Regions from separate parts of the Homo sapiens genome. Here regions 2, 3, 4, 5 and 6 are each linked to region 1. Evidence: chromatin loops called from intact Hi-C (ENCODE). Cell type or tissue: sigmoid colon. All regions are shown on one strand.

Region 1 (5,000 bases):
GTTATGATCCAAATTCTGTGGGCAACGAATCTGAAAATCAGAGACTTTAAATGTGTCCAGGTTGACATTAGTTAGGAATCTGTGGAGCTAGGGTTGGAACTCTTGAGGGCCTAATTTTAAATATTTACCCTTTTTACTACCCTAATTGCCATACCATTCCATTTGCGTTTGAGTGTTGGTTATCTAGAGCAGGGATTGAGGAGGAAAAGATCCTTTAAATACTTAAACTTTGTAAACTTAACTTTGCCTAGGACTAACCCTTTTCCATTACCTAGGTGAGATTGGGCTAGCCCAATTGAATTATGAATAGATGTGTGTTTATCATATAGCTTCAAATTTAGGCAAGCTGCTTTTCTTTTCTCTGGATTTTTGAAGATGCATTTTAGTACAATTGAATTCACTTATTCTTTATTTCTGATTGGCTATTGTGTGCTAGGTTTTATGCAAAAGGACCTTTACTAGGAGTTTTAAAAGTCACTGTGTCATTTAATACCGGGATGTATAACTGAGGCCCGTTGGAGATAACAAAAGGGGAAGACCTATTTAGAAAATTGTGTTAAAGTCCAGATAAGGTTCCTGTTTGTTAGTTACTGTTAAAAAATACGGCCCGGCATGGTGGCTCATGCCTGTAATCCCAGCACTTTGAGAGGTCAAGGTGGGCGGATCACCTGAGGTCCGAGGTGCCACTGCACTCCAGCCTGGGCGGCAGAGTGAGACTCCGTCTAAAAAAGAAAAAGATCCAACATATATAGAGAGCTGTAGTGGTTTGTCAAGTTAAAATGGAAAATTTAACCATATCTTTTATTGTAGTAGCTTTTATTTTTCTTTTTTCTTTTTGAGACAGAGTCTCGCCTTGTTGCCCAGGCTGGAGTGCAGTGGTGCAATCTTGGCTTACTGCAACCTCTGCCTCCTGGGTTCAAATGATTCTCCTGCCTCAGCCTCCCAAGTAGCTGGGATTACAGGCACCCACCACCACGCACAGCTAATTTTTGTATTTTTAGTAGAGACGGGGTTTCACCATGTTGGCCAGGCTGGTCTCGAACTCTTGACCTTGTGATCTGCCCGCCTCTGCCTCCCAAAGTGCTGGGATTACGGGCGTGAGCCACCGCACCCAGCCTATTTTCAATTTCTGTGTATTATTTGGGCATGGCCTAGCTGGTCTAAAACCCCAGTCAAAAGAAAGCTTTAACAATCTAAGCTTTGAAGTCCTCTAAAAAATGAACAAAAATGATGAAAAGGCCAGAGTAACTACTTTCCTATATTTTTACTGATTTGTATTGTTAAAAATTTCAAAGTAGACCTGCATTACTTTATGATAAAGGGGAAACCCATTAAATTTACTTGATTTTTTTAAAAAACAGGTGTTAGTAGTAAAGGACTGCTAATGCTAATCTAGCCCTCTGGATGTCTGTCAAACTGCCCTGGATTCAGAGAAGTGTTCTGGGCTCTTACTTGGTGGTGGAGTGCACAGTGGGAAGAGGATCTGTCTTCTTTCTTGCCGATCCTGGTTCAGGCCTTTTTGAAGAGTTGCAAAGGCGTAAGGCGTGAGGTTACCTGGGGGCATGATCACAGTCCTCTTGGCTGTGTCTTTTTGGCATACAAAATAACTCCAGTGAGTGATGCTTAAAAATACTTGGTTAGGAAATTTTATCTCCAAATTTAAAATTGTTCTTGATGTTAAATATGGTGCCTAATAACTAGTATTTATTTGCATGGCACATCTAGTACCCCATTTATATTAGTGATTAATTTCTCATTAAGTAAGATCTTAGGTTAAAGAATAAACTTTTTAAAAGATTATTTTATCTAGAGCTTTCTTGAAGGAAGTAATTAAGCAGTAGCAGTAATGATGCTGTTAAAACAATGAACAGTAAAGTCATTTAGACTGATTCTGAAGTCATATTGAGATTTGTGTTAATTGGCCAATTGTGGCATGCAAAAAGTTCCTAAATATGGTCCTTGTGAACTGAATAATCATCAAAGGTTAGTGATGATTCTGCAAAGGTAGCAAGATAATGCAAATATCATGAGTTTGGATTCTGTTTAACCTAATTTATTTTATATATTGGAATGGATAAAAAGCCTTCTTTGAATCTGTAAGGCAGTTTTCAGACATCATCTCAAGATTTGAGGAAATCAGTGGTTGAAACAGTCTCTGAAAATAAAGACAACTGTGAAAGGAGTAAAATTTTAAATGTGTGCATATCGCCACCAAGTGGCAGAGAAAGTATTGTTTGTTATAGTTGATAGAGCTGCTAGGGAAGATGAGAAAATAAAGGCAACGTGTTTTATAGGATATCTTTTTATAGCAGCAGTTAAATTCTGTAAGCTAACCACTTTTCAGACTTTTCACTGAGTGTTTGATACATATTGACCAACTGCCCAAATTTTAAAAAATAGTCAGTTTCACACACCTGGCCTAAAATACACCACATAAGATATATTTTAGGCCAGGTGCAGTGGCTCATGCCTGTAATCCCAACACTTTGAGAGGCCAAGACAGGAGGATCCCTTGAGACCAGGAGTTCAAGACCAGCCTGGGCAACATAGTGAAAGTCTGACTCTGTCTTTAAAATTAAATAAATAAATAAATAAATAAAGATGTATTTAAGTTTTCTTCTGTTAATTTGGTGGCCTTTTATTTTTACCCCACTCCCTTTAGTTTCTTTTGCGTGTATTCTTGCCTTTTTTTTTTGTATATATGCTGACTTTTATTCAATCACTAGATTTTTACGAAGTATGGGCAACAACTTGATTTGTTTGCCGTATTTTAGGGGATGATGATATTGGGATGTTTAAGGTATGATTTTATCAGCAATATAGAAATAATTTGAATGTTTAGATTATATTGGATTTGCTACTTCCATCATGGCTTTTTGAAATAATTTAGAGTTGACTTTTTTTTTTTTAAAGACTCAGACTATTGAAAAGTCTTCATTTTTCTTATATTTATTACATGATTGGAAAGCACTTTCAAGATAGAACCTTGGTCAGTGTTTTGAATAGAGAATTTTTTATCAACCTGATTTTTACCATTTCATGCATTTTGTCACAGTACTTTTGAGAAAACCAGCACTACTCATTCTTTTATCAGTTTAGCTCTCTTTATATTTTTCAGATGTGAAATTAAGAAGTACCATTTATGGGCCAGGCGCGGTGGCTCACGCCTGTAATCCCAGCACTTTGGGAGGCCGAGGCGGGCGGATCACGAGGTCAGGAGATCGAGACCATCCTGGCTAACATGGTGAAACCCCATCTCTACTAAAAATACAAAAAAAAAAAAAATTAGCCAGGCGTGGTGGCGGGTGCCTGTAGTCCCAGCTACTCGGGAGGCTGAGGCAGGAAAATGGCATGAACCTGGGAGGTGGAGCTTTCAGTGAGTGGAGGTCGCGCCACTGCACTCCAGCCTGGGTGACAGAGCAAGACTCCGTCTCAAAAAAAAAAAAAAAAAGTACCATTTATGATAACTCATTGAGATTTGACTACTGTATTTGGCATATAGGTTGCGCATTCCCAATCCAAAAATTCGAAGTGCTCCAAAATCTGAAAACCCCGAGTGCCAACATGACCCTGTAAGAGTCTTGCTCTGTCATCCAGGCTGGAGTACAGTGGCACTATCTTGGCTCGCTGCAACCCCACCTACTGGGTTCAAGCGATTCTCATGCCTCAGCCTCCTGAGTAACTGGGACTACAGGCGTGCGCCACCATGCCTGGCTAATTTTTGTACTTTTAGTAGAGACAGTGTTTTGCTATGTTGGCCGGTCTGGTCTTGAACTCCTGGCCTCAAGTGATCTGCCTGCCTCAGCCTCCCAAAGTGCTGGGATTATAGGCATGAGTCACTGCACCCAGCCTGGAGCATTTTAGATTTGGGATGTTCAACCACTAAGTATAAATGCAAACAATCCAAGGTCTGGGGAAAAAAAATTCAAAACACTGTTGGTCCCAAGCATTTTAGATAAGGAATACACAACCTGTACTAAAACACAGCTCTTTTGAGTTTTATAGCTGATACACCAATTTACTAAGGAGTCTTAACATCAATGTTCAATTAAAAAAAACAGGAGATGTGTTTCCAAAATTGATGCCTTCTCAACCTCCTGAGAGTGTGCCAACCTAGGTATTTGACTCTGTGCCATAGTAAGCATTGGGTAGCTCCCAGCATTAGAAGCCAGAAAGCTCCCCTTTGTAGACTTGAACTGAACCCACTCCAAAACTAGCCCAGCTAATCCAGGCTTCCCTCCAAATTTAGAGTGACCTGGAACTGGGCCCACTAACTTGGCTGTGACCTTTATATCCTTGGCCTCAGTGTAAGTATACAGGCATGAAAACTGCTCTTTTCTATTGGATTAGATAAATGTGAGAGGACTACAGAGACTTCCCTCCTCCCTCAGTTAAATCCGTAGGGCCTCCTTGGTCTACTTGTCCGCTACCTCTGGCTTCGCTGCCTGTTAATCCCCCTCTTGCTCTGTACTCCAGCCGCTCTGGTCTGTTGGTTGTTTCCCCACTGTTGGTCACAGTCCTTCCTATCTGAGAACCTTTGCACTGGCTCTTTCCTCTGTGGAAATGCTCTTGCCCCAGGTGTCCACATGGCTTTAGGTCGTGACTCAAAGTCACCTTCTTAAGGAAACTTTTCCTGACCACCTTGGGCCGTCCCCATTTCAAGTACCCCTTGCCTGCTTTATTTTTTTCTCCCCATACTTATCACCAGCTAATGGAGTACATATGCATGTTATTTCACTCATTTATCTGTTTTTATTATCTCTCTCCTATTAGAGTGTAAGTTCCATGAGGAGAGGAATTTTGTCTAATTTTTTTGTTTATTTTTACTGCTATATCCCCAGTATCTGTTACACACTCAGGATATAATAAATAATTTGGAGAATTAATGAATATTAAATAAACCCAGCTTACTTCTTGTAAGTCATATGTAAATTGCCTCTAAAGTAGTCTGGTTAGGGTTGAGCAAAAAGTAGGTTCCATTAATATATTTTCAGTCAGTT
Region 2 (5,000 bases), 81 kb before region 1:
TAGGAGGATGGCCTGAGCCCAGGAGTTTGAGGCTGCAACGAATGGTGATCATGCCACTGTACTCCAGCCTGGGTGACAGAGAAAGACCCTGTCTCAAAAAAAAAGTTTTTCACTCTATAAAACTTTTTTATAAGTATGATATTGTGTTATAGAAGTACAGTATTGCTTTATGAAATATAAATGTAATATTGTAGTTTTTTTAAAATAATGTGAACAGTCTATTATGGACATAGCTTAATTTCCTCCAGTACAAACTAGCTTTAGACTGGTTTGCATAAATAGAACAAAGGTATATGTTCCCTTTTGGAAAACTGCAGATCTGCAAAGATTGTGCCTGATTTTGCCAGCATGTTTTTTCACATCTTTTTTTTTTTTTAATTTGATAACATTTTTCATGCAAAAAATTACCTAGATCTGTACAAAGCTCCTAATCCATACACCATTTGGAGTAAGCAGAAACACTGGGGTCCTAAGACATGTAGGAGGGGTGTTAAGGAAAATGTTAATAGTATAACCATGCTTTAGTGGCTCTCCTTTTAGTATTGTTTTAATAACAATATATTTATTAAATAAGCAGTTGAACACTTATTAGGTATAAGACACTCTTTGTGCTGGTCCTATAAAGATGGCTAAGAAATGGTTTGGTGAAGCTCATGACTTGGTAGAGTGTACACAGGTAATTATTGTGTAAGGGAGATTATGGTAAGTGCTGTAACCGATATTTAGTGTTGGTGGGAACACAGATGTAAATGATTATCTTCATTTGGAGTTCATAGAAAAGGTGAGAGTTGATAGGGAGTGATGGGAAATTAAGCTGGAAAAGTAATTGGGAGCCTCTTGGAAGACCTTGAGTGCTAACCTGATTATTTGGTTTTTTGGCTGGTTGGTGTTTTTTAGAGACAGTCTCATTGCTCTGTTGCTCAGCCTGGAATACAGTGGCAAAGTCGTACTTCACTGCAGCCTCAACCTCCTGGGCTCAAGGGATCCTCCTGCCTCACCCTCCCCAGTTGCTAGGACTATAGGTGTGTGCCACCAAACCCAGGTGTGCGCCAGCAACCCCAGCTAATTTAAAACATTTTTTTTGTACAGACAGCCTTGCTATGTTTTCCAGGCTGGTCCAGAGCTCCCGGGCTCAAGTGATCCTTCTGCCTTGGTCTCCCAATGTGGTGTGATTATGGATGGCCTAAGGTGATTATTTGAATATTAATCAGGGATACAGAGGACAAGGGTAAGGTATTGAGGTTTTTGTTTGTTTGTTTGTTTTGACGGAGTTTTGCTCTGTTGCCCAGGCTGGAGTGCAATGGTGCGATCTTGGCTCACCGCAACATATGCCTCCCGGGTTCAAATGATTCTCCTGCTTCAGCCTCCCGAGTAGTTGGGGTTACAGGCATGCGCCACCACTTTCAGCTAATTTTGTATTTTCAGTAGAGACGGGGTTTCTCCATGTTGGTGAGACTGGTCTCGAACTCCTGACCTCAGGTGATCCACCCGCCTCAGACTCCCAAAGTGCTAGGATTACAGGCATGAGCCACCGTTCCTGGCGGCATTGAGGGTTTTAAGATGAGGTAGGGCTGGATGTAAACAGTGTAAAATAGATTGGAATTGGTGGACACCATAAGAGAAATATAATCAAAATCTGATTTTGGTGGTGGGCCTAGGAATGAATAGGCCAAGAAGCTCTTTTTGAGGCAGGGTGATGTAGGGAACTTGGGAATAATTGTACTGTAAGTCACTAAAATAAGTTTGTGGCTATGAGCATTTCACTTAAGCTAGGTCTTTTCCTTTGTCTAAAAAATGGAAGAAAATAATACCTCATGGTATTGATGTGAGGATTAATAAGAGATAGAAAATGCCTACTGGGCCGGCTGGGCGCGGTGGCTCACGCTTGTAATCCCAGCACTTTGGGAGGCCGAGGCGGGCGGATCACGAGGTCAGGAAATCGAGACCATCCTGGCTAACACGGTGAAACCCTGTCTCTACTAAAAATACAAAAAATTAGCTGGGCGTGTTGGCAGGCGCCTGTAGTCACAGCTACTTGGGAGGCTGAGGCAGGAGAATGGCATGAACCCGGGAGGCGGAGCGTGCAGTGAGCCGAGATCACGCCACTGCACTCCAGCCTGGGCGACAGAGTGAGACTCTGTCTCCAAAAAAAAAAAAAGAAAATGCCTAGCTTGGTTCTGGTAATAGTAGGTGCTCAATAAATAGGTTCTCCTTACCCCTTTTCTGAAGTGTGGAATTTAAAGGGTAAGATGGGAGTGGGGTACACCCCCTTCAGAAGGGAGGGTAGGAAAAAACCTGAAATTAAAACCTGGTGATAAAATAATCAGAAAAGGGAAAGTTCTGAGTAAGGTGAACAGATACAAGAGAACCTTTTTAACAAAGTGTTGTGCTTATTGTAGGTCTTTAATAAATGCTGGATGCTTATTTTTGCATACTTCTGTTACACTTAACATTGTTCTGCAATTATATAAATTTATCTGTAATTGATTGTTTAATCTGTCAGTGAGCTTCATAAGAAAAGGAGCAATTATTTTACTTACCTTGCACAATTGTGGAGCACCTACCATCTGCCAGAATGTTATTTGCTGGATGAATATGGCTTGAGCAGATTTGGTAATATATAACACTTGCCACTAGGTGGCTCTTGGTCTTGATAAAGCTGACATTCAGCATAGATAGGTTTTTCTACCTAGAAACCCACGTAGAAACTGACCCCCGGATTATATTCACTTTTTTGCCTTTTCTGTACCTATATTTTTTGAAGTGGAATATGAAACACATATCATATAGAAAACTCATTTAGACTGTTGAAAATTAGAAAAGTGTAATGCCTTTAGAATATGTCCTGTAGAAAGAAGCAGAATGGAAGCTCAATGAAATTCACAAGTGAACAAAGCACATTTCCCCATCTCTCAATGTGCTTAAAGTGAGGCATGATGGTTTGATTTTAGGCATTGTTTTTTGTTGTTATGACTGCGTAAATTGCTTTAAAGGAAGATATTGTGAGGATTTGTTTCTCAGAGGATTTGATGAACGATGATGAAGCGTGGTGTGTACTGATGCTAGGCTATGATTCTGTGTGCTCTTATTTGTATTGTACTCTTCCTATTGAGAAGTAACATACCATCTAATGGTAACTTACATAACATAGAAAGGTAACTACATCCTGTGTGACACGTGTGATATATATTATTAAATCCATTAGATTCAGGAAATTTTAGAGCCAGAGAAGACCTTACTAATCATATATTCTAAAAGTACCCATTCATTTACACAGACAGGTTAGATAATGGCTGAGACACATTCAGTGACTGAGCTAGTTCCTGGTTTGTTTTAGGGGGAGGGGAAGGCCTGTGTTAGTCTTTTGTTTTTGAAACAGGGTTTGCTGTCACGTAGGCTAGAATGCAGTGGTGCTGTCATGGCTCACTGCAGCCTCAATCTCCCGAGCTCGTAATCATCCCACTTGAGCTTCCTGAGTAGTTGGGACTAGGTGCACGCCACCATGCCTAGCTGGGTTTTGTAGAGACGGAGTTTTCCATGTTGCCCAGGCTGATCTTAAACTTCTGGGCTTAAGGGATCTGCCGGCCTCAGCCTTCCAAAGTGCTGGGATTACAAGTGTGAACCCCTGTACCCAACGTTATGTTTTTTTTTTTCCCATACCTTTCTATTTATCTCACTCAGCTGCCTTTTAATGTTACATGCATTTTTAAAAAATAGCCCTTTTTCTCATATGTGCAGACTTAGAGCAAGACTGTAAATCCCTCAGCACCCAAGCCTTGATGGGTAGAGTGCGGCGGCCAGTGTTGCTTCATTAAATGGTCAGCTCGGAGCCTGCCTGCTCTTTCCTCGTTTGCTGTGTTCCTGTTTTTGGTGCTGCTTATGATCTTTGTCTTGTATTTCTAACTGACCAGGTGGCCTCTTCAGGAACATAGTTGTCCTCCTCACTGCACACCTCCTTATCCACTCTGCTTCAGTTGCTCCTACTCGAGAACTGGCTGGACGCAGTTACCTCTGGCTTACTCCAGTCTCTGCCTCTTTTCTCTCTAGCTTCTTGGTTATGCCACCTGCAATAAATTGCAGCTGGCTGTTTCCACAGCCTCTGGAAGGGAAGATGGAAGGACAGAGGAGAGTGAAAAGAAAGAAGGCTGTCATACAGAGAAGAGAGGCTACAACTTGAAATTTTATACTGAAAGATGATCTGGTTTATGAACATGATGATGATGTGTGTAGTGAATTTTTTCTAGTGTATATGCCAAGGCAATATTATTCTCTTGACTATGGGATTCATTAAGTCTGTTGTATCTGTCATCCATGCTTATCCACATGTCAAGGAAGTGAATTAATTTCAGCATTCCCAAGATAGAAGTGATAGTATATGGTAATTTACTTACAGCTTATAATAATGAGTGTCATTATTTGATTAAATGGATATTACTAATTAATGGGAGTTGCCATGTCACTATTGTAATGTTAAAAAAAAAAAGACCTTTCAGAGGTTATTTCATAATTATTGGTAAGTAAGCCATTCTTTGTCCTGGCCTTCCTCCCATGTATTCAATGTGATATGTACACTTTGCACACAGGATTTACTGACATGTCATTTACTTAAACAGCAGTTTCTTAGGTACCCTAAGTCCTGGAAATTGTCAGTTGCTTAAATAATTAAATACAAATAAATCAGCTGTCCACCTAAGCTACCATATACATTTTTGTTTAAATTCTAATGTAATTTAAAAGGCATTTATTTAATTTTTAGCTTGTTTTCATAGTTATTTCAGGGAAATGACCATCTTGATATGGAAATTTTTCTTAGAAATTAATTGATTTCACATCTGTATAAAATAATCATCTTGATTATTTTTCTTGTTGGAAAAGTAATGTTTGTTATAAGAAATTCAGAAGTTATTTATTTACTTCTTGAGACAGGGTCTCGCTTTGCTACCCAGACTGGAGTGCAGTGGTGCCATCATATCCCACTGAAGCCTGAAACTCCTGGACTC
Region 3 (5,000 bases), 380 kb before region 1:
AAAGGGTAGTAGGAGCATTAGAGGCTCCAGAGTACAGGTTTTATTTAAAGAGCAGCAGAGAGCCACTGATGGGGTTTAAGGAGAATTTCAGTATTGGATTTTAGTACTGGGAAACAACAAATATAATTATCTCATTGGTAGCTATACTGAAGAGAGGGAAAGACTGAAGTCAAGAAAACTAGGCCAAGAGGTGATGTGACAATTTATGCCAGGAATAAGATCCTGAAATAATGCTGCATAACAGTACTGAACGCCAAGGGCTGTGCCATCAGCAAGACCCGGGGGCCTATCTGGGCTTTGTCACTCATTAGCCATATGAACCTGAGCAAGTGACTTAACTTCTCGATGCCTCTGTTCCTTCCTATTTCCATGATATTTCTAAAAGAATTGAATGAGGCCGTGTGTGCACAATGCTTAGGACAGTACATGTAAGGACTCACTAAATTATTGCTGTTATTATTGTTGCTGGGCCTGTGGCAGTGAAAGACAGGTTCTAAGCAATAAGAAGAAATCAAGAGAATGCTGAGACCAGTTGGATGGAGAGAGGGGTGGATGAGACAGAAAGGAAGTAGAAATGTCTCTCGAATTTCTGTAGAAGAAACAATTTGGGGAGAAAGATAATGAGTCCAGTTTTGGACCTGTGGAGTTGGCAGTGTCTCTGGGCCATCCGCATGGAGATGATGGGTGTTCACCTGCACTGGCAGATACAGAGGGAGTGAGGATCTGAGTTGGAGATAGACTGGAGAGTCCTGGGGGTGGATGAGATCACAGGCCTAAGGTGAGTGTGGAGAATGAAAAGAAGACGGCAAAGAGGGAGCCCTGTGGGTGGTAGGGATGGATCAGAAGGAGCCAGCAAGGAACCAGAGGACGACAGGACAGAAAATCCTAAGAAAAGCCTTGGGAGTGGCCCCAGGAACTTCAAAGGAGACAGAAATTAAAGAAGTGTTAATTGCACTAAATGGAGACCTATGGCTCACGCCTATAATCCCAGTGCTTTGGGAGGCTGAGGCAGGAGGGTCACTTGTGCTCAGGATTTTGGGACCAGCCTGGGCAACATGGTGAATGGTGAATCCCCATATCTACAAAAAAAAAAAAAAAAAAAAAGCTGGGCATGGTGGTGCTCACCTGTAGTCCCAGCTACTCAGGAGATTGAGGTGGGAGGATGGCTTGAGCCCTGGAGGGAGACAGAGGTTGCAGTGAGCCAAGATCGCACCACTGCCCTCCAGCCTGGGCAACAGAGAGAAACCCTGTCTTAAAAAAAAAAAAATGCACGAAATGCTGCAGAACCGTCCAAAAAAAATCTGTGATGTGAACATTGGGCTGAAGGGCAAAGAGGTCATTGGGGACCTTGGCCCCTGCCAGCTGGAGGTTATGATGGGGCTGGAAGGCAGAGTCTGGTTGGGGACAGGGGGCAGCGGTGGGGGAAAGTAATTAGAACCAGGGATCAGGAAGAAAGCTTGTGTGAAGGTGGGAGAGAGTTCCGCAGTAGCCAGAGTTAATAAGGAGAGGAAAACGAAAGGAAAGTAAGGCGGAAGAAAATGGAAGGCAAGAAACCTAGGAAGACAAGAGCAGGCTTGATGTCCATGACAGGAACCCAAGCTGTCCCCGGGTCCTTGCCATGTGCCCAGAGTGTAGAAAATCGCCCCCCGTGGTTTGGGAAAGCCTGGCTGCCCAGCAGGGATAGGCGGAAAATTGGTGGGGAAAGTCTCCAACCTGAGCATGCATGGACAGAGCTCAGAGAATTCAATGAGGCCAGAAGGAAAGAGAATCATGGCTCCCATTTTCTGAGCACTCAACATAGCCAGGCACCTGGTGCCAAGATGTGGCAACCTACGAGGTCCTACCTATTTCACCAGTGAGCACCTGAGGCTCCATGAGGTTAAGGAACCGGCCAGCGCGGGCGGAACCAGGGCCTTCAACCCTGTCTGAGCCCACAGAGGTAATCCTTAGTCACCAAGCGCCGCTGTGTAAGGGACAAAGACCGCACAAACGGCCGGAGAAGACGCGAGAGATGTGGCCCAAAGAGAGGGGACGGGCCTGGGTGATTTTACACAGAGAGGGGACGGGCCTGGGTGATTTTACATAGAGAGGGGACGGGCCTGGGTGATTTTACATAGAGAGGGGACGGGCCTGATGATTTTATATAGAGAGGGGACGGGCCTGGGTGATTTTATATAGTGAGGGGACGGGCCTGGGTGATTTTATATAGAGAGGGGACGGGCCTGGGTGATTTTATATAGAGAGGGGACGGGCCTGGGTGATTTTACATAGAGAGGGGACGGGCCTGGTGATTTTATATAGTGAGGGGACGGGCCTGGTGATTTTACATAGAGAGAGGATGGGCCTGGGTGATTTTATATAGAGAAGGGATGGTCCTGGGTGATTTTATATAGAGAGGGGATGGGCCTGGGTGATTTTACGTGCGGATGCAGAGGAGGGGCAGCGTCGGGGCGGCGGAGTCCGACCTCGGGGGATTCACCCTGAGGGTTACAGGCAAGGCCGCTCCAGGCACGCAGCACCTGCCGGGCGCCACCCAGGAGGGGGCAGCAGCGCCATTCGCAAAGCCGGCCCGCTCCGCTCCGCTCTCAGGCTCAGGGCTGCGGAGACAGGAATCGCAGCTTCCCCTGGAAGGGGCGTCCCAGGGGACCTCCGCCAGGCCAGGGGAACCCGGCCTCCGGGCCTGGGTGAACGTGCCTTCCAGACCATCCTGGCAGGCCGCTGCTCCCTAGAGGCCTAAGGCGCTTGGGACAGCCTCCCACTCTACTCCTGAATCTCTCCTCCATCCCGGCCGGCCCCCACCCACCCCTGGTGGAACGGAGACCCCACGTCTTGCTCAGGACCTTCGCCACAAGGCCTCCCTACTCTGCCGCAGTGAGCCCTGCCAGGGAGGCAGAGCAGCAGAGCCCACCCTGCCACCGCCGCAGGGGCCCTCCCCAGGCTGGCCCTGCTGTCCCAAGGACTGATAGTCACCAGGCTGTACAAATATATCTCCTACAGCACATCGGATGCGAAGGGAAAACGGAGGATCACTATATTGCTTAGAACTAATCTGGTCTTTCTCTTCTGAGCCTCACCCACTAGTTAGTGGGATGGGAGGATAAATGAGATGTCCAATCCAGTTAAACTTTGAGCTGATATTTTAAACCCTGCAGAAAGTGCTGGGTCTTTAGGAAAAGCGCTCAGTGTCTCTGAGAGCTGCTGCTTGCTCTGTCTCTCACTGCGGAGGCAGGGATATGGGGAGCGAGGGGGCTTTCCCCGCCGTGGCAGCAGAGCAGTGGGTTCCTTGGTCCCATGAAGGTCCCTGGCTGTGTGCCAGCTGCTGCCTGCTGGTCTTTGGGGAGACGTCCTTTTGTGGCCTGTGTCGTGCTGGACCTCCTGGCCTCCAGTACTGAATGTGTGGCCCATTCTTCCAGCCCAGGCAGTGCCCCGAGTGGGCTGCAGCCCCAGAGCTCTCCCCGTATCCCCCAATGGCTCTCCAGTCTGTTCCTGGGGAGGTCCAGCCCTTGGGCGTGACCGGGCGGTCACCTTGTCTCATAACAGCAAGCTCACTGGTGGGTCCACTGGTTCCCGACTCAGCATCTGTGCCCCGTGGGACTGAAGGGAGCTCTGGGAAGCCCCCAGGCTGACCATAACGCAGCTCCTTTCCGGGGCTGCAGCCTGGGTTCTTAGGGGGCAGCTTGTGAAGTGGCTTCCTCTCGGAGTCCTGAAGGGTGACATCTCTAACGCTGTCCCTCTGCGGGCCCAGAGATGGGAAAGCCAGGTCTTCCATCAACTCTGTTGATGTCTTGGCTATTCTCAGCCAGTCCACGTCCTTCTCTTTTTAAAAGATTCCCAGGTACAGAAAAAGCACGGTGGGCTTTCCCTTGACTTCTTTCTCTCCACATTTCCTCCTTCCAGACTCCCCTGAACCCTTAGTGACTGGCTTTGGTATCCAGCTGTGTATTTTGGAAATCCCTAGCTCAGCGCTTTAGGATTCACCTTGAAATACCAAGGGAAGAGGAAGAAGAATTTGAAAAATCCCGTCTCAGAATAATGGTCTGGCCTCTCAGGCAGGAACTTTCTGCATAACCTTATTTTGAATGACCAAAGCTCAGCATTGCCTGGGTGTCTCTTGGGATTCCTCCTGTAACCGAGTTGAATCTGCCCACAATTTTCCCCTCTCCCCATCTCATCACGCCTCCTCCCCCTGCAGCCAGATATCTAGGGAGAACAGGGAGAGTGGGAACCGGAAGAGAAAGCATGTTACTGCCTTGAAATGGGATCCCCCTTCCCCTGTCTTGCAGTCTGAAGAACTCTGTTCTCATCAGGTCCAAATCACTTAGCTTTTCTTCTTTCTCTTATTGTTCTGTTAAAGCTCCAGCTATCTATCTCTACTCTCATCACTCCCCAGCACACCTCAGTCCACCCTACATACAGTATCGTCTCCAGTCCTGCACCTTCAGGTAAGGACCACGCTTTGTCTGATTCTTCGGATGCACAGCCCATGCTTTCACACTGCCATGCCATTGCTGCGCCGTGTCCCCACCTGAATTTTCTATCTTCCAGTCCTTTTTCAAGGCTCATCTCAGTATCACTTCCTATGAGAAATCTTTCTCAAGTTTACTAAGTCAGATGAGACTTCTCCCTCCTCTAACGCCTGCACCACTCTGAATCTCTCACATCCTGCCTTGTATTTAGATATGTGTGTATTTATTTCCCAGCTAGGCTGGGATCACTCACTCAGCTACATATCTTCTGTACGGTTGTGGATTAAATTAAATCAAATATGACGCTGGACATGGTGGCTCAGGCCTGTAATCCTAGCACTTTGAGAGGCCGAGGTGGGCGGATCACCTGAGGTCAGGAGTTCAAGACCAGCCTGGTTAACGTGGTGAAACCCTGTCTCTACTAAAAAAAAACACAAAAAATTAGCCGAGCATGGTGGCAGGCGCCTGTAATCCCAGCTAATCAGGAGGCTGAGGCAAGAGAATCGCTTGAGCCTGGGAGGTGGAGGTTGCAGT
Region 4 (5,000 bases), 420 kb before region 1:
TTATTTAATCCTCTCAACAACCTGTGGGCAGAGCATGGCATTATGACCCTTTCTATTTTATATATAAAGAAGTGAATGCACAGAAGTTTGCCAGAGGTCACCTGGGAAATACTTGCTGCAGGCTGAATTTGAACCTAGGCAGTCTGGCTTGCAACCAACCCCTCATCCATTCTTCACACTGTGGAGTGGACGGCTGGTAGGGAGTTCATGGGTTAGCTCTCCATAGCTACCCCTTCACTTGTTCATTTGCTCATCCACCCAAGGAGAATTTAACACACCTATTTTGCTGACTCTGCCCCAGCCCCACACGGGATTCCCCTGTCTAATGCCTCCAGTCTTGCAGGGCAGGGAGACACTTAGAAATGACAGGGACCCTATATAATAGGATTGTGTCCAAGAGGCTCTGAGGCAAAGAACAGGGGGATTCACAGCGTAAGACAGTCAAGATCGGCTGGATAAAGGCAGTGGTGGATATGCAAGGTCTTGAAGGGCAGGTAGGTGTTTCCCAGGCAGATAAAGGGATGTTGCCTTTGGAAAATAAGAGAGAGCTATGGTGGGTATATATGGAGATGCGAGTGGGGTGAGGCAGGAGGAGAGCACAGAGGAGAAGCTAGCTGGGTGCTGTGCTGAGGAGGTGTTTCATCCTAGAGGCTATGGCATTTTAAAGCCCCTTTGGGGCTGGAAACAGCATGGTCTTCAAACTCCATAGTAGCTTCCCATCATACATAGTCTAAAACCCAAAGTCCCCACTGTGGCCTAGAAGGCTGTACATGATGTGGCCTCCCAGCCCAGGATCTCATCTTTGCTCTCATCTCCCCCCAACTATTCCTATCTTCCTGCTCTTCCTCAAACAAGCCAAGCCTATGACCTAGACATTGAACTTGCTGCTCCCTCTGCCTGGAACTCTCTTTAGCAGAGTTTGGCTTAATCGGCTAATTACATTCAGCAGAGCTTTAGCATGGCTCTCAATAAATGCTTACTTGTTAAATGAATGAATGAGGTCTATTTTATGATATTTCAATTCATTGAAAGTAAGTATACAGACAGCTCTCAGCCATCTAACTGGGCTGAATAATGAACCAGGACACACTGTCGCCCTTCGGGCTGGCCTGATGGCCCTGTTAGGTCTGGACTGTCACTGGGTTGCTAGCAAATCCTCCTGAGCGGGTGTGGGCTGCAGTCAAAGCGAGGCTGCTTAGCAATTTGGCTCCTCAGCCTGTGGCTGCAGCTAACAACACTGCTGCCACAAACACGTCTCAGTAGCAGAAAAGAAGCCGTGAAATTGCCTGAATTGAGGAGCTGACGGGAAAGTAAAAGGGGCCTGTCAAAATCCAAGTAAACTAAAAGGCAATTCCTCCTTGCCACTGATGCACTTTTGACACTTGGAAAAGGGGAGAGAAAAGTCTCTTCCACTTCGCATCCAACCTATACCCTCCTTTCCTCTGTCGTCTCCCTGCACTCATAACAGAGAGGGACGGAGAGTCCTACAAGCTGTTGGGTGACCGTGGCCCTAGGGCGAAATGAAATCGCTGGCCGCATTATTAGGGAAACATGGTCTTGACAATTCTGGATGATCAAAATAGCAATAAAGTCTTTGATGGGAAAGACAAAAAGCACCCTACTTCTCTCCCGGGTAGCAGAGTGTCCAAATAAATTGTTTCGATAATTAGCAATTCATTCATGTTCATCCGTACTCAGTACTCGCCTCTTGTCTTTGTTCTTGGTTATTTCAGAACAAAACAAAAAAAAACTAAGGTGGGCTCCCAAATTTTGCCCCCTAACTCAGTGCTCAAGTTTATTTCTCATGTTATTAGTCTTTCCTGTGAATGATAACATCAGCTGATTATAAATAAATCAAGGTCCTTTTCTAGCAGTTACTGCTAAAAGTTAATGTCTCAGGCAGGATAGGGCCTATTTCAATATGCCTTAAACATGGGATGGAGCAGCTAAGCCATTTGCGCTCAGAATGCTGGTGAAGAAATTAGGGCTTAATGAATCCTGAAACAACCAGCCTCTCCTCTCCTATATGGAGAAAAGAAAACATGGCTCGCAATTTTAAATGTGAACCAACAACTTGTTTAGAAATTGTTATTTAGAGATAGTGGCAGTGGGGGACTCTGGAAAGCAGATGTCTTCACACCTCATGAGAGACATTGTTTTCTTAGGAAAGGCTGAGGTCGCCCCTCAGAGATTCTGATGATGAAATTTGGAGCCCACGTTTCCTACAATTCTGTGCATGCGGATGGCGGGTTTTAAATGCCCAGAATGTCCAATTTGCTAGGGGCCTCTTGGGGGTTAGGTAATTGCCTGGCAGCTTCTGCGGGTTCTACTGGCAATGGGCTCAGTAGAGTTACTCCTTGAAGATTTCAAGGCAAAGTGACTTCCCAATATTTGCAAATTGGCAAGCTATGAAGGTTTTGAAAAAAGCAGATGGAGGTTGGAGAGCTCGGAGCAGGCGCCGGAAATCTCAACTCAGAGAATGCGCGGGAGCCAGTTCTCCATCGGAGCGCTAGATGGCGCCAGCAGCCTGTCCGGGCTGAACCGCCTTCACCCTCCTCGTTCTCAGGGCGAGGCTGGCCCATAAAGAAGTGACTGTGGAACAACAACAACAAAACACCCAGAAAAGGCTTCCCGTTGCTTCAGGAGCACCGAGGGTGAATGTGGAAGGTGATTGGTGACACGTCTAGCTCTGGACGGCAGCACGTGGGCTGGCCGACAGGTTAGGAACCACTGCTGTGTGCTGTGTTGCATTGCTCTCCAATTGTCAGTACCGGGACTTTCTGATGACGGAGTCTCACTCTGTCACCCAGGCTGGAGTGCAGTGGTGTGATCTCTGCTCACTGTGCCCTCCGCCTCCCGGGTTCAAGTGACTCTTCTGCCTCAGCCTCCCGAGTAGCTGGGATTACAGGCTTGCGCCACCACGCCTGGCTGATTTTTGTATTTTTAGTAGAGACGGGATCTCACCATGTAGGCCAGGCTGGTCTTGAACTCCTGACCTCAGGTGATCCCCTGGCCTCGGCCTCCCGATTAGCTGGGATTACAGTCGTCAGCCACTGTGCCCAGCTTCTGATTGTCTTTTTACTCTTTTCTATCCCTGTTCTCTACTCCAAAGGCAGCTGCTTTAATGTGATTCATGCATATCCTTGAATTCATATTATCCATAGAAAAAAATCTGTGATCTCGAGCACGCATGCATGCATGTGCGTGCGCGCGCACACACACACACACACACACATTCAAAGAGTTTGAGTAAGAATGTACTTTTTAAAAAAAGCACCTAATCCACATTAACATTGCAAATTAGAAATCCAAAATCTAGGCTGGGTATGGTAGCTCATGTCTGGAATCCCAGCATTTTGAGAGGCTGAGGCGGGAGGATTGCTTGAGGCCAAGAGTTTGAGACCAGCCTGGGGAACATAGCGAGACGCCATCTGTACAAAACAAATCAAAACAGATGTGGTGGCGTGCACCTGTAGTCCCAGCTACTCGGGAGACTGAGGTGGGATGATCCCTTGAGTTCAGGGCTGCAGTGAGCAATGATCATATACCAGTGTACTCCCACCTGGCAACACAGCAAGACCCAATCTCTCTAAAGTTAAAAAAAAAAGTTTTCATAAAAAAAGAAAAGCATGCAAAGTCTAAGAAGGACAGACAAAGAGCTCGAGGTTTCACATTGGGTTGGGACAGCACTTGGCCTCCATCCCAGGCATCTTGATTCACAGGTCAGTACTTCTTCCACCAGAGCACGCATAGATTTTTAATTCACACAAATGAGTTATTAGTCTGGATCTAGCAAGAAAATTAGAAACCACTCTAGGTCTTTCAAACAGAGAAAATTTAATATAGGGAATTGGTTACCCAAGTTGATAGGCAAACTGAGAAGACAAACAGGTGACCCAGAGATTATCAACCTCAGGAAGCCACCATGACCCCTAGGGCTGGAGCAGCAATAGGAAGGATGATGCTACTGCTTTATGGCTGGGACTCCAATGTAGGGACCGCTGGCAGGATCTGAAACAGTCGAGGAGGGGCCATCTGACAGAAGGCAGAGCCAAGGAAGAGAAACAGGGTTGTGGGAGCTACCGGAGGAAAGACATAGAGAAACACCCTGGCTCTCCCTTCTTCCCCTCTCTAATCTTCTACCAGTTTCCCATTCCCTAAACCAACCCACAAGCCAGAGCCATGAGAGCTGGCAATTGTAGTTCCCTAGGATATAAGGAAGAGCAGAGGAAAGGCAGAGATGGATTGAGAACAAACTGGCAGTTTGGCATAGGCAGAATGGTGATGTGCTGAAGGTCCTGCTGTTATAAATGTTCATGTGTGAGGCCAGGCGTGGTGGCTCACACCTGTAATCCCAGCACTTTGGGAGGCCGAGGCGGGCGGATCACCTGAGATTGGGAGTTCCAGATCAGCCTGACCAACATGGAGAAACCAACATGGAGAAACCCCATCTCTACTAAAAATATAAAATTAGCGGGGCGTGGTGGCAGGTGCCTGTAATCCCAGCTACTCCGGAGGCTGAGGCAGGAGAATCGTTTGAACCCGGGAGGCGGAGTTCGCAGTGAGACGAGATCGCACCATTGCACTCCAGCCTGAGCAACAAGAGAACAAGAGTGAATCTCTGTCTCAAAATTAAATAAATAAATAAATAAATAAATGCCCGTGTGTGTGTGTGTGTGTGTGTGTGTATGCATGTGTATGCATTTAATACGGAATTGAGGTGAAGCATGTAGGCTGCCTGGTTGAAATCTCAGCTCCTCTGCTATGTAAGATGATAAGCAGTTTACTGAACTTTTCCATGCTTCTCTTTGCACATTGGAGATAATGATGCTGTGTACCTCATGGGATTTGGTGAGAACTGAATGAGTTACACTGTGTCAAGTACTTGGAATGGGGCTGGGTACAAAGTAGTATTCGATGTCCTCTATTATGTTTTTTAAGATCTGCCCATGTTACTGTGTATGTGCATCCAGTTTGAGGCTCGTAATTGCTGCACAGAG
Region 5 (5,000 bases), 330 kb before region 1:
CAGCTACTCTGCAGGCTGAGGCAGGAGTTGCTTGAACCTAGGAGGCAGAGGTTGCAGTGAATTGAGATCACACCACTGCACTCCATACAACTTTTTGAGACTCTGTCTCAAAAAATAAAATAAAAAAGATAAGATAAAAGTTAAAAAGATAAGATTAAAAATTTTCTACATTTTTAAGTGGTTGGAAGAAATCAAAAGGAGAATGATATCTCATGACTGGTGAAAATTATATGAAATTCACATTTTAGTATTCATAAATAGTTTAATTACAGGACAGACACGCTCACTTGTTTACCCATTGTCTTTGATCATTTTCGCACTACAGTGGCAGAGTTGAGCAGTTGCGAGTTGAGAGTTGCGTGTTGAGTACAGCCCACAAAACCTAAAATATTTACAATTTGTGCCCTTACTGAAAAAAAATTGCCTACCCCTACCCTAAAGGGTTGCAATTTGCAGTTTGAAACGCTCTGTTCTAAATGGTTTTGCCCCAAAAGGATTCATTTCTATTCATGTGAGTGAGCAGTTTTTTTAACAATGTCAAGTTAACCTTACTCTTCTTATTTCCTCATAGGATAAAGACAGAGGAACAAATACCAGACCAGCAAACTTACCTGAATCCAGCTGCCCTCAGAGTATGGCTGAGGCTTGGTCAAAGCCCAGAACTTAGCAAGGGTTAGAGGACATCATGGGACCATATTCCCAGTCACTCCAGGTATCCACTACTCACAGGGAAGGGAGGGATTATGAAGAACACAGAACAAATGTCAAGTTCTTGACTTTGAATCATTTAGGCTCTTGACTCTTATTACAGAGATTGGGTGGGTCCTCCATAGCCAAGGTTTGTGATAGAAAAGTGTGATCAAATCTAAAGGCTAAGCCCCACGTAAGCACGACATAAAAGTTTATACTACAAACAAGAGAATGGAAAGAGAGGAAAGGATGGTTGCTCTAGCTAGGGAAAGAGGAGAAGGGAAGAAGAAGATGCTGACATAGCCCTGAGGGGTCCTGCACTTTGCCTGCTCCCTCGTCTTGTGATTTTCTGAAGTGGGGTAGCGGGTGATAAATCATCAAGATAGGTTTAGTAATGCCAAGACCTGAGAATGTGTGCCCTGATCTACGGGAGACGCCTGGAGTTAGGGGAGAACAGCACAGATACATACCGAGATCATCAAGGGCCCTGAGGGCCAAATGCAGCATGCCACTTCCTTTTGTAAGTGAAGTTTTATTGGAACACAGCCATGCCCGTTCATTTATCTATTGCCTGTGGCAGCGTTTGTGCTACAGTAACAGAGTGGAGTACTCATCTAAAATACGTGCTGTCTGGCCCTTTACAGGGCATAGTTTGCCATCCCCTGCGTTGTATGCTGGCCATAGTGGAGAAGAGAGCGCAACAGAGCAAAGCAGTGGGGAGGCCCCAGGAAAGCCCCCGATCTGTCACAGCCAGGCCCATGTAAGAGAGCATCCTAAAGTTTCCCTTGCTCCTGCCTCCAAAATGGGCACAAAATGGCCAAAAGAGGGCCGCAGACCTGAGCAGAGCTTGAGGTTGGGACAAGAAGATACAGTGGAGATGGAGGGCTTTCTAACAATGGAGGACTTGGCAGCCTCCAAGTATGGCCCCTGGGTGCCACTACGCATAGGTGCTGATGGCCAAAGACCAGGTCTGCTTCAGGCTAAGGATGCCTGTGGACCATACCACCCCATCCCTCTCTCAGTCCCCCAGAACCCCGTTTTCTACACCTACACCATCCTATATTTCCAGGATCTTACCAGCAACCCCAAGAAGAAGGGAAGGGCATGAAATTTTGAATTGAGTGACTGAAACCGGCATGACTGCATAAACACTGAAGTGAGTGATTTTTACCAGGAAGACACTATATATTAAGTTTCCTGCCACTAGAAGAATGTAGACTTAAACTAGAAATTAGGTTATAGAAAAATGAAGAGGTTTACATTCTACATAGCCGATAGGAAGAACAGGAAACTGACTTTGTTGCTGCAGGAAATTGGAACTTCATTCACAGCAATTCTGAGACCACAGAAGTTGAAGTCCTTATGGTTCATGACTCAATGACTCCATACCTACTCATTTTTCTACCGACTTCTTTCTAGAATAAGACAGTTTAAAGCAGTCCAAATCTTCCGGAGATTTTTCCCATTCTACCTGCAACTCCATAAAAGGAATCCTGTACAAGTCTAAATTTTCACCAGTAGGTGGTGCTAACACAAACACTACACTGTACTTATCTGAGGATGAATTAGCCAGACACTAATTAAAGCTCTCTGCATTAGCACTTTTCTCTACAGCGCCTTCCCTCTGGTCTAATTGAACTTTGTTATTAAGCAGTCCCTGAGTGGTTTCACCTCAGGGCTAACACTCTCTCTCTGGAGTGGTATAATGGAAAGAATTCCAGCATTAGGAAACATGGGGTATGGATTTTGGCTGTCTTACTAATTAGATGAATTCGCCAAGTCACTTAATCTCTCTGAGTCTTAGGATCTTCATTTTTAAAATAAGTGAGTTGGGTTTGTGGGATGCTTGTTTTCCAGGTTTGAGAAACAATTCCACAACCGCTCTTCTCCCATCAAGCTAATACATTTTGAGGAAAAACTCAAGATTTCAAGAAATAGGCTCTCGGACACAATTCTGTGGGGGAGGTAAGAAGTCTGTGGCACAGACTTTCTGTCAGGCAATTTGGCAATGTATAGCGGCAGTCCTAAAAATGTATGTACCTCTTGACCACGAATTCCATATCTGGGAATTCATCTCAAATAAATAATTACAGGCATGTGCAGATATGGAGCCAAGAGAACACTCTATAATGCAGTGCATGTTGACTTTGTTGAGAGCTCAGTGTATCTTCGCTAACCAGTTTCTGAACTTCAGATAATCCTTAGAACTATATTATAATCCTTGTATAAGGCAACAAAGCAAACTATTGCTTAATCATACAATGAAAGGAAGAAGTAATGAACGTATTTTGTGTGCCACACACCAAGCCAGACACTTTTCTTAAGTTCTTTCTTTAAATATTCTTACAATAACCCTATGGCGAAAAGGTATTATTAATTCTATTTTATAGCTAGGGAGTCCAACACTCAGACCAGTTAACCTTCTTGATCAAAGTCACCCAGTGCTGATTACTGGGAGAAGAATTGCATCTTCTACTTTACAAAGATCAAGTTCTCTGAGGGCTTGGGGAAAGCTTTCCCTGTCATGGAAGTAAGAGGAGGGAAATTCAGTAGGTGAACTTTGATTCTGCCTCAGAATTGGATCTGGGCTCTTGGGCGTCTTTGAGGAAGAACTGCAATTTCAAAGCTTCTGCCAATTCTTTGTGCTGCTAAAAATGGAAACCCAAATTAGTCTGTGGGGGCCCCGCTTTCTGGTGGAGAAAACGTTCTTAATTGAGCTTTTATTTGTGCAAAAGGAAATTCCGTTCTGGGATGGGAAAGCCTAGACAAGGAAACACTCAAGCTCTGTGTCTACCAAAGTAAAAGAGTGAGGATTGTACCGATGTTAATGGATTTGGGGCTTCCACTGGTAGACAGAGGGAAGAGGCTGTGGGGGCACGGCATTCAGGGAAAGAGAAACACAGTCAATGCAAACCCCGGTGTGGAGGTAAAGACGGCATAGGAGCACACCTGGCAATGTGCTGGGAGCCTGAAGGTGAAGGAAGACCAGTAGGAATTGGGTGGGATGAGATTTGACCCAAGGACTTGGGGTATGGTTGGTCATGGCTGACACTGAGCTTCATTTTTCCCTCTCTGCACTGAAATTTTTTCAAGCTTTCAGTTGAGCCAGAAAGCCTCATGTTAGCATTGTCTTGGGGTGAAGGGAGGCACTGAATCCATTGGATCAGGGACACACATCCAGGTGGAGAAATGGTAAGTGAATGCCAAGACTGTGTCTACATTCCTTGGAAGAACCCTGGGCTTCCTGAAGCCTCCTGGTTTGGAAGCTGGAGTTCTTTTATTTGCATATATATATATTTTTTACAAAAAGGATGGTCTTGGAAGGTTGTCATAAACTCAGGGACACAGGAGTTCCGTCTCATTGTTATATTTCAGGGACTGAGACTTAAGATGTTCTGCAGGACAGCTGAAACCATGGAGAAGGGTGCTTTTTAACAGGGTTCACCTGTTCTGAGGACTCTGCGACCACAAGCACTTGGCCGCTGTCAGCAGGCTAGGTGATTACAGCATTAGATCATGCCTCTAATGGGAAAAAGGCTTCTCCTTTCTGGCTGACTAATCAGCTTGCCATTTTTATTGCATGATCAGTATCAAGAGCCAATGATTTCTGTCAGCTCCCCGGGTGCACACTAGCATGACAGAAAGAACAGCTATATTAGCAAAGAAAACAGGTGGAGAGATTAGCAAACTCACTTAAAAGGTCAAGACAGCTTGGTCCCTTATGGCACAGTGACAGGAAGGCTGAAGGGGCCCCTTTCTTAGAACAAGAATAGCTGCTAGTACGAAACTCCCATACTTCTAGTCATCTATCTAGTCATCTTGCTATTTTCCTTTTTCTTATTATTTTAAAGTCCAAAGTATTTCATGCTCATTGTCAATCTGTAGCAGTTCCCTAGGGCTGCCATGACAAATTACTACAAACTTGGTTTCTTAAAACAGCAGGAAATTATTCTCTCATGGCCCTGGAGGCCAAAAAGTCTGGAATCAAGGTGTGGGCTATGCTCCCTCTGGAGGCTTTATTGAAGAATCCCTCCTTACCTCTTCCAGCCTCTGGTGGCTCCAGGCAATCTTTGGCATTCCTTGGCTTGTGTCTGCGTCACTCCAATCTTTGCCTCCATCTTCGCACGGCCCCCTCTTCTCCCTAAGTGTCCCTTCTCTGCGTTTCTCACATAAGGACACTTGCTGTTGGACCTAGGGCCCACCTGGATCAGCCATGATGACCTCATTTTGAGATCCTTAACATAATTACATCTGCAAAGACTCACTTTCAAATAAGGTCACACCCACGGGTTCGAGGAAGACATGAATTT
Region 6 (5,000 bases), 480 kb before region 1:
TGGATTCAACCAGGCTCTGGTGAGGAAACAGACCTGTTGACACTGTTGGGAGGAGTGCAGTGCTTCAAGTGGCTACTTGGTCCCCTTCAGCCAACTGGGTCACACTTGCTCCTGTGGTCATATGGCTTCCCCTCCGTCCCTGGTTCTTTCTTGTCACCACGTCCATTTGGTCCCCTTCAGCCAACTGGGTTGCACTTGCTGCTGCGGTCATATGGCTTCCCCTTGGCCCCTGGTTCACACTCACCACCAGTGAACCTCCAGTTCTGGAATACCCCAGAGGCAGATGGTGTATGTATCTAGGTAACAGCAGCAACAAAAGCAACTGAAAAGCTTTTGAAAAAAATTTTATATTTGCTACTTTTTAAAAGATAGCTTCTTTGAAATAATCACCATGGAAGAGTCAAAATGGTGTTGGACTTTTCGTATGCATGTTGTACAGTTATGTGGTTTTTGTTAGTGAAAAAAGAAACTCAAACTTGGGGAGGCTGAGGCAGCAGAATCACTTGAACCTGGGAGGCAGAGGTTGCAGTGAGCCGAGATCACGCCACTGTACTCCAGCCTGGGTGACAGAGCAAGACTCTTTCTCAAAAAATAAATAAATAAACAAAAGAAACTCAAACTGACAAAAGATCCAAGAACAGTGCAGTAAATTCCTATATTGTCCTTCACCTTGATTTACCAGTTGTTAACATTTTGCCACATTTGCTTTCTCCCCCTATATATAACATACAGATACATACATATATACAGATATAGTTATATGTACTATATATTATAATTATTACTGTTATTTTGTTGAACCATTTGAGAGTAGGTCAAAGACATTGTGAGCTTTCATTCCTAAACACTTCAGCCTGTATTTCCGAAGAACAAGGGCATTCTCTTATGTAATCACAATGCGGTTTTCCAATCTAAGAAATTTAACGTTGATACAGTGCTATTACAGTTGGAGCATTTCTAATCTGAAAATGGAAAATGCTCCAAAATCTGGAATTTTTTGAGTTCCAAAATGACACAAGTGGAAAATACCACACATAAGTACTTAATATAAATTTAGTTTCATGCACAAAATTATTAAAAACATTGTATAAAATTATCTTCAGTCTATGTATATAAGATGTATGTGAAACAAATGAATTTAATGTTTAGACTTGGATCCCATCCCCAAGATATCTTGTTATATATATATGTAAATATTCCAAAATCTGAAAAAAATCCTAAATCCAAACCAATTCTGTTCTCAACCAATTTCAGATAAGGGATATTCAACTTGTATGGAATATACAGCCCACGTTCAAATTTTGCCATTTGTCACAATTCAAGTTGTGAGTTGCTTTTATTTTATTTTATTTTTTTATTTTTCTTTTTTGAGACAGAGTTTTGCTCTTGCGCCCAGGCTCGAGTGCAGTGGCATGATCTTGGCTGACTACAACCTCTGACCCCCAGGTTCAAGCAATTCTCCTGCCTTAGCCTCCCAAGTAGCTGGGATTATAGGCGCCCGCCACCATGCCTGGCTAATTTTTGTATTTTTAGTAGAGATGGGGTTTCGTCACGTTGGCCAGGCTGGTCTTGAACTCTTGACCTCAGGTGATCCACCCGCCTCGGCCTCCCAAAGTGCTAGGATTACAGGTGTGAGCCACTGCGCCCGGCAGAGTTGCTTTTAAGTATTTATTGGCAGGAAGAAATAGGGAGGTAGGTTCCCAAGGTCATACCTTGCACCAGCTTTCATTTGCTTTTTTATTTTAGGTTTCTGTCTGCTGGTCCTCCACTAGAGCACCCTCAACGAATAATCCTGAGACTGCTGAGGGAGCTGGGGCTTGAGTATCCTGCAGTGTTTGCATTGTTGTGAATGTTCAAGTAACAAGTCACACAGTCGATGTATTTTCCGGTGTGGACATTTAATATAAGGATATGTTTTTGTTTTTAAAGACTTCAACATTATTAGGTAGATTCTTTTACTATCGTACAAAAAATCAGCCGGTCTGCATGTATTACTAGTTTTAATAATACACTTTGGCCCCTGGACCAGAGATAACGTCCTCAATTAAAACTACAAATCACACCACTGCCTTAGCACCAGGGGGCAGAGTCGGGCTTGCTGAGACACTGGAGTGGGGAGTTTTTTAACCCGGTGTGCCATATTTGGGTTTAAATTATTTCACTCCTGATAGAAATGTGCTCACTAGTGAAATTGGTAATAAGTTTATCCTGATTTGTTTACATAGTTAAACCCCTGACTTCTGCCATTTCCCTTTTCCTGAGGTTTATATACATTTGCTCTTTTCCAAAGATAGGGAAATAGAAGCTTACTGTCAACCTCAATCAAGATGCACTGCTAAATCGTGAGGGACTCGTTTCTGTTTTCCTTTTAGAGTATTCTGCATTCACAGATAAAGTGTCTTTGTGTTACATCATGAATTTACATAAGACTGCTTTGGCCTTAGAGTATTTATAAAACATTAATGGATTAAAGAACCAGGGGATGTAGATAGGATGCTAATACCTGGTTATCATTTGGTAGGAACTGGCTCAGCAAAGTGGTTTAAATTTCCTGACCAAGCCAAACTACAGAGGTGTTTGCATTAGGACAAGGATTATAAAGAGATTATGGTCTATTTAAAATAAATCTTCAGCCTTGCTTCAGCCTCATTAGCAATTAGCAAGAAAGTGTGAAGACAGGGATTTCTTTCTTTTCATTTGGTTCTCCGTTGCATCATAAGAGGTTAGAACCCAATTAGGCATTCGGTCCTTGCCACCAAAAGTCAGCTTCCTTTGATGCTTGGCAGTCTGCCAGCTTCTTTTGCCTTGCAGTACCTGCCTCTGGACAATGTGTTTGGTACACCAGGATGTCTGATTTTATGAAATCTCTAAGTCTAGAATGCTTTCTGATAGTGATTTTTTAAAACTCAAATCTTCCCTCTTCCATAGTATCAGAAAATAGACCTTTTAGTTAGATACAGAAAATTAATTCTATTTTTGTTCCTGCCAAGACTGATGACTGTGGGCTTTTACATGTTGGTATCTTCCAAGAGCATGTTCGAGACATCCATACTTTGAGACTTACATGTCTATAGGATGGTGGGGCTCAGTTCTACAATGATTTAATGTCTTAAGAAATGAGGACACCTTTTGTGTTATTTCAGAAAGTCTAACACTTTAGAGGCTCCATAATATCCACTCTAAATGGAAGAAATCTTTTGATATATCTTGAGAGAATCTTGGTTGCCATTCATCCGCTACTTTTCAGAGAGGAGCAGTGAAACCATCAGGCCGCTTGTTGCCTGGAATAGGCCTGAGTATCCTATGTGTTCTCTCCATCCCTCTTAGACTTGGATATCAGGATTCCCATAATCCCCATTGCCCAGTGTTTTATTTGCCACAGCAAAACTTAGTATTGATAAAACTATCAGGTCGGTCATTTAGGATTGACTTTCTGTCACATGACTAGAGAAGCAAGTTCAATGAATATTAGATTTGGCCAAACCCTGTTTCTTGTACCGTTACGTTTGTGTAACTTTATGAGAATCCAGAGGCCAAAGTAAAGAAAATGGCCTGATACTAAATAAGAGCTAAATGTGGATTTAAAGAAACACTGTCAGCCTGATTAAAACAAAGGTCCGATTATGACATTTCATTACTATAATTTAGTGGTAAACGTCCTTTGGCTCTAAGGCTTTCTCCTGAAAAGCTGTCATTTGTTTGTCAAGATACTTAAAATAATAACTCTTTGTTTTTACAGACCTTGGGTTTATTCTAAACCACTTAGAAAAATGTGTCAGAGTGCTTCAAGCCCACAGATATGAAATGCCCAATTTCTCTTGGCCCTTGCCTGTTGGACATCTCCAAAGAGACTGGCTTAGTTGCTGTCGCTACAATGTGCTAATTGGCGCAGCACCTGCAATCAATTAGGGAAGCTTCAATTATCCAAACCAAAGCCACCCACCCAAAGATTAATTTTCTGCTCTATTTCCTATCAAAAACATAGCATATTTAGCTCTGAGTCTAGTCCTTTGGTGGAGTGCATTTTAGACATATAAACTACATCGTTTTCTTAATTGTACTTGTTCCTTCAATTCAGCAGCTTTCCCCTCGTGATATCACGCCCACCAGTTCTTTCAAAATTGTTCTTTTTTTGTTGTTGTTTTCTTGTCTTTCCAAAATGCTGAGATCACAGAGAAGAGATGTTAGTTGGGGAGCTTTTCTTTTGAAGTATGGATTTCTTTATTCTTTTGAAAATACCCAATCTCTTTTGCATTATAGGATCTAACTTCCACAACCTAAAAGCTTTGCATAATAGCGTATCTGAATTTAACAGCACTCATAAATACTGTTTTCTAATTGTCCCATGTCATTGGCCCATGTAAATACAAATATTTCTCTCTCCCCGCCCCCCTTCTAAAGAATGATTTTTCTCTTATGTTTCTCAGAGAAGGAACAAGCTATAAATCGGGCTGGAATTGTTCAAGAGGATGTGCAGCCACCAGGTAAACTGAAAAAAAAAAATCAAAACCAAATCTTATTTGTACTACTGTGTTGTGCGGGTTTGTGTGTGTTTGCCTTGGCGTGGAGAGTGGGAAAATGCCTTTTAGCTTAGAGACAAGATTGTGATTTTGCTATTTATTTCTCAACAGTTGCCATTTATAGATGCCACCCAAGGCGTCATTCTAATATTTCACTCCAGAATACTTTTTGCACGTTTGCCAGGTTCCTCTTTTCCATTTTATAAGTGGGCATAAAAATGTTAACAAGTGCGTGATTCGATATGAGACGTGAATAGCTGTTTGGCAGACTTATTTACCAAGCACCTATTTAAACACTCCCCTCATGGGAAAATAGTGTTTACTTGTTAGCTGTTTGAATTGATGTGGGGTTCTGCTTTGCACAAGGGCTAAAAAGCTCCCTTTATGGCTGAATGGTTAGTTCCTTTCAGAGGATCCAAGTTAGCCAGGAATGAGAGGTTTCTCATTTATTAACCAAAGCTCTTATAATCTGTGGCAACA

Evidence for each region. Hi-C counts contacts between places; a loop is a spot of excess contacts. Peaks named below come from ENCODE experiments on the same cell type or tissue, not always from the same donor. Only the 100,000 strongest peaks of a DNase experiment are listed, where the experiment ranks them.
Region 2: a loop joins it to region 1, with 5 times the contacts of the local background. A loop is called at or near these places in 89 of 110 quality-filtered maps.
Region 3: a loop joins it to region 1, with 6 times the contacts of the local background. A loop is called at or near these places in 47 of 110 quality-filtered maps.
Region 4: it touches region 1 in a loop (4-fold over the local background); 70 of 110 quality-filtered maps call a loop at or near these places.
Region 5: a loop joins it to region 1, with 2.6 times the contacts of the local background. A loop is called at or near these places in 74 of 110 quality-filtered maps.
Region 6: a loop joins it to region 1, with 4 times the contacts of the local background. A loop is called at or near these places in 29 of 110 quality-filtered maps.

Annotation. Positions count from the first base shown.
Region 1 is chr4:26,408,681-26,413,680 of GRCh38, forward strand. The region is part of intron 3 of RBPJ (recombination signal binding protein for immunoglobulin kappa J region); the gene reads left to right. Among named protein-coding and RNA genes, the nearest start is that of CCKAR, 79 kb to the right of the region's middle. In sigmoid colon, a CTCF peak has its summit at 2,210 (motif pointing left); a DNase peak (open chromatin) is centred at 4,471; H3K27ac peaks cover 197 bases.
Region 2 is chr4:26,327,750-26,332,749 of GRCh38, forward strand. The region is part of intron 1 of RBPJ (recombination signal binding protein for immunoglobulin kappa J region); the gene reads left to right. Among named protein-coding and RNA genes, the nearest start is that of RBPJ, 9.2 kb to the left of the region's middle. RefSeq lists an enhancer at 3,198-3,492. In sigmoid colon, a CTCF peak has its summit at 2,629 (motif pointing right); no DNase peak of the experiment used is centred here.
Region 3 is chr4:26,026,380-26,031,379 of GRCh38, forward strand. No RefSeq gene overlaps it. Among named protein-coding and RNA genes, the nearest start is that of LINC02357, 42 kb to the right of the region's middle. RefSeq lists enhancers at 3,005-3,586, 3,587-4,169. In sigmoid colon, CTCF peaks have their summits at 2,537 (motif pointing right) and 2,739 (motif pointing left); DNase peaks (open chromatin) are centred at 2,552 and 3,380; H3K4me3 peaks cover 508 bases.
Region 4 is chr4:25,985,792-25,990,791 of GRCh38, forward strand. No RefSeq gene overlaps it. Among named protein-coding and RNA genes, the nearest start is that of SMIM20, 74 kb to the left of the region's middle. RefSeq lists an enhancer at 2,585-2,784. In sigmoid colon, a CTCF peak has its summit at 2,502 (motif pointing right); a DNase peak (open chromatin) is centred at 2,510; H3K27ac peaks cover 227 bases.
Region 5 is chr4:26,079,879-26,084,878 of GRCh38, forward strand. It overlaps LINC02357 (long intergenic non-protein coding RNA 2357), which reads left to right. Exons shown (of 3, transcript XR_925506.3): 2 at 572-712. Among named protein-coding and RNA genes, the nearest start is that of LINC02357, 12 kb to the left of the region's middle. RefSeq lists an enhancer at 1,322-1,501. In sigmoid colon, CTCF peaks have their summits at 2,208 (motif pointing right) and 2,409; a DNase peak (open chromatin) is centred at 4,283.
Region 6 is chr4:25,923,886-25,928,885 of GRCh38, forward strand. It overlaps SMIM20 (small integral membrane protein 20), which reads left to right. Exons shown (of 3, transcript NM_001145432.3): 2 at 4,428-4,484. Among named protein-coding and RNA genes, the nearest start is that of SMIM20, 12 kb to the left of the region's middle. RefSeq lists a silencer at 2,028-2,077. In sigmoid colon, a CTCF peak has its summit at 2,070 (motif pointing right); a DNase peak (open chromatin) is centred at 2,092.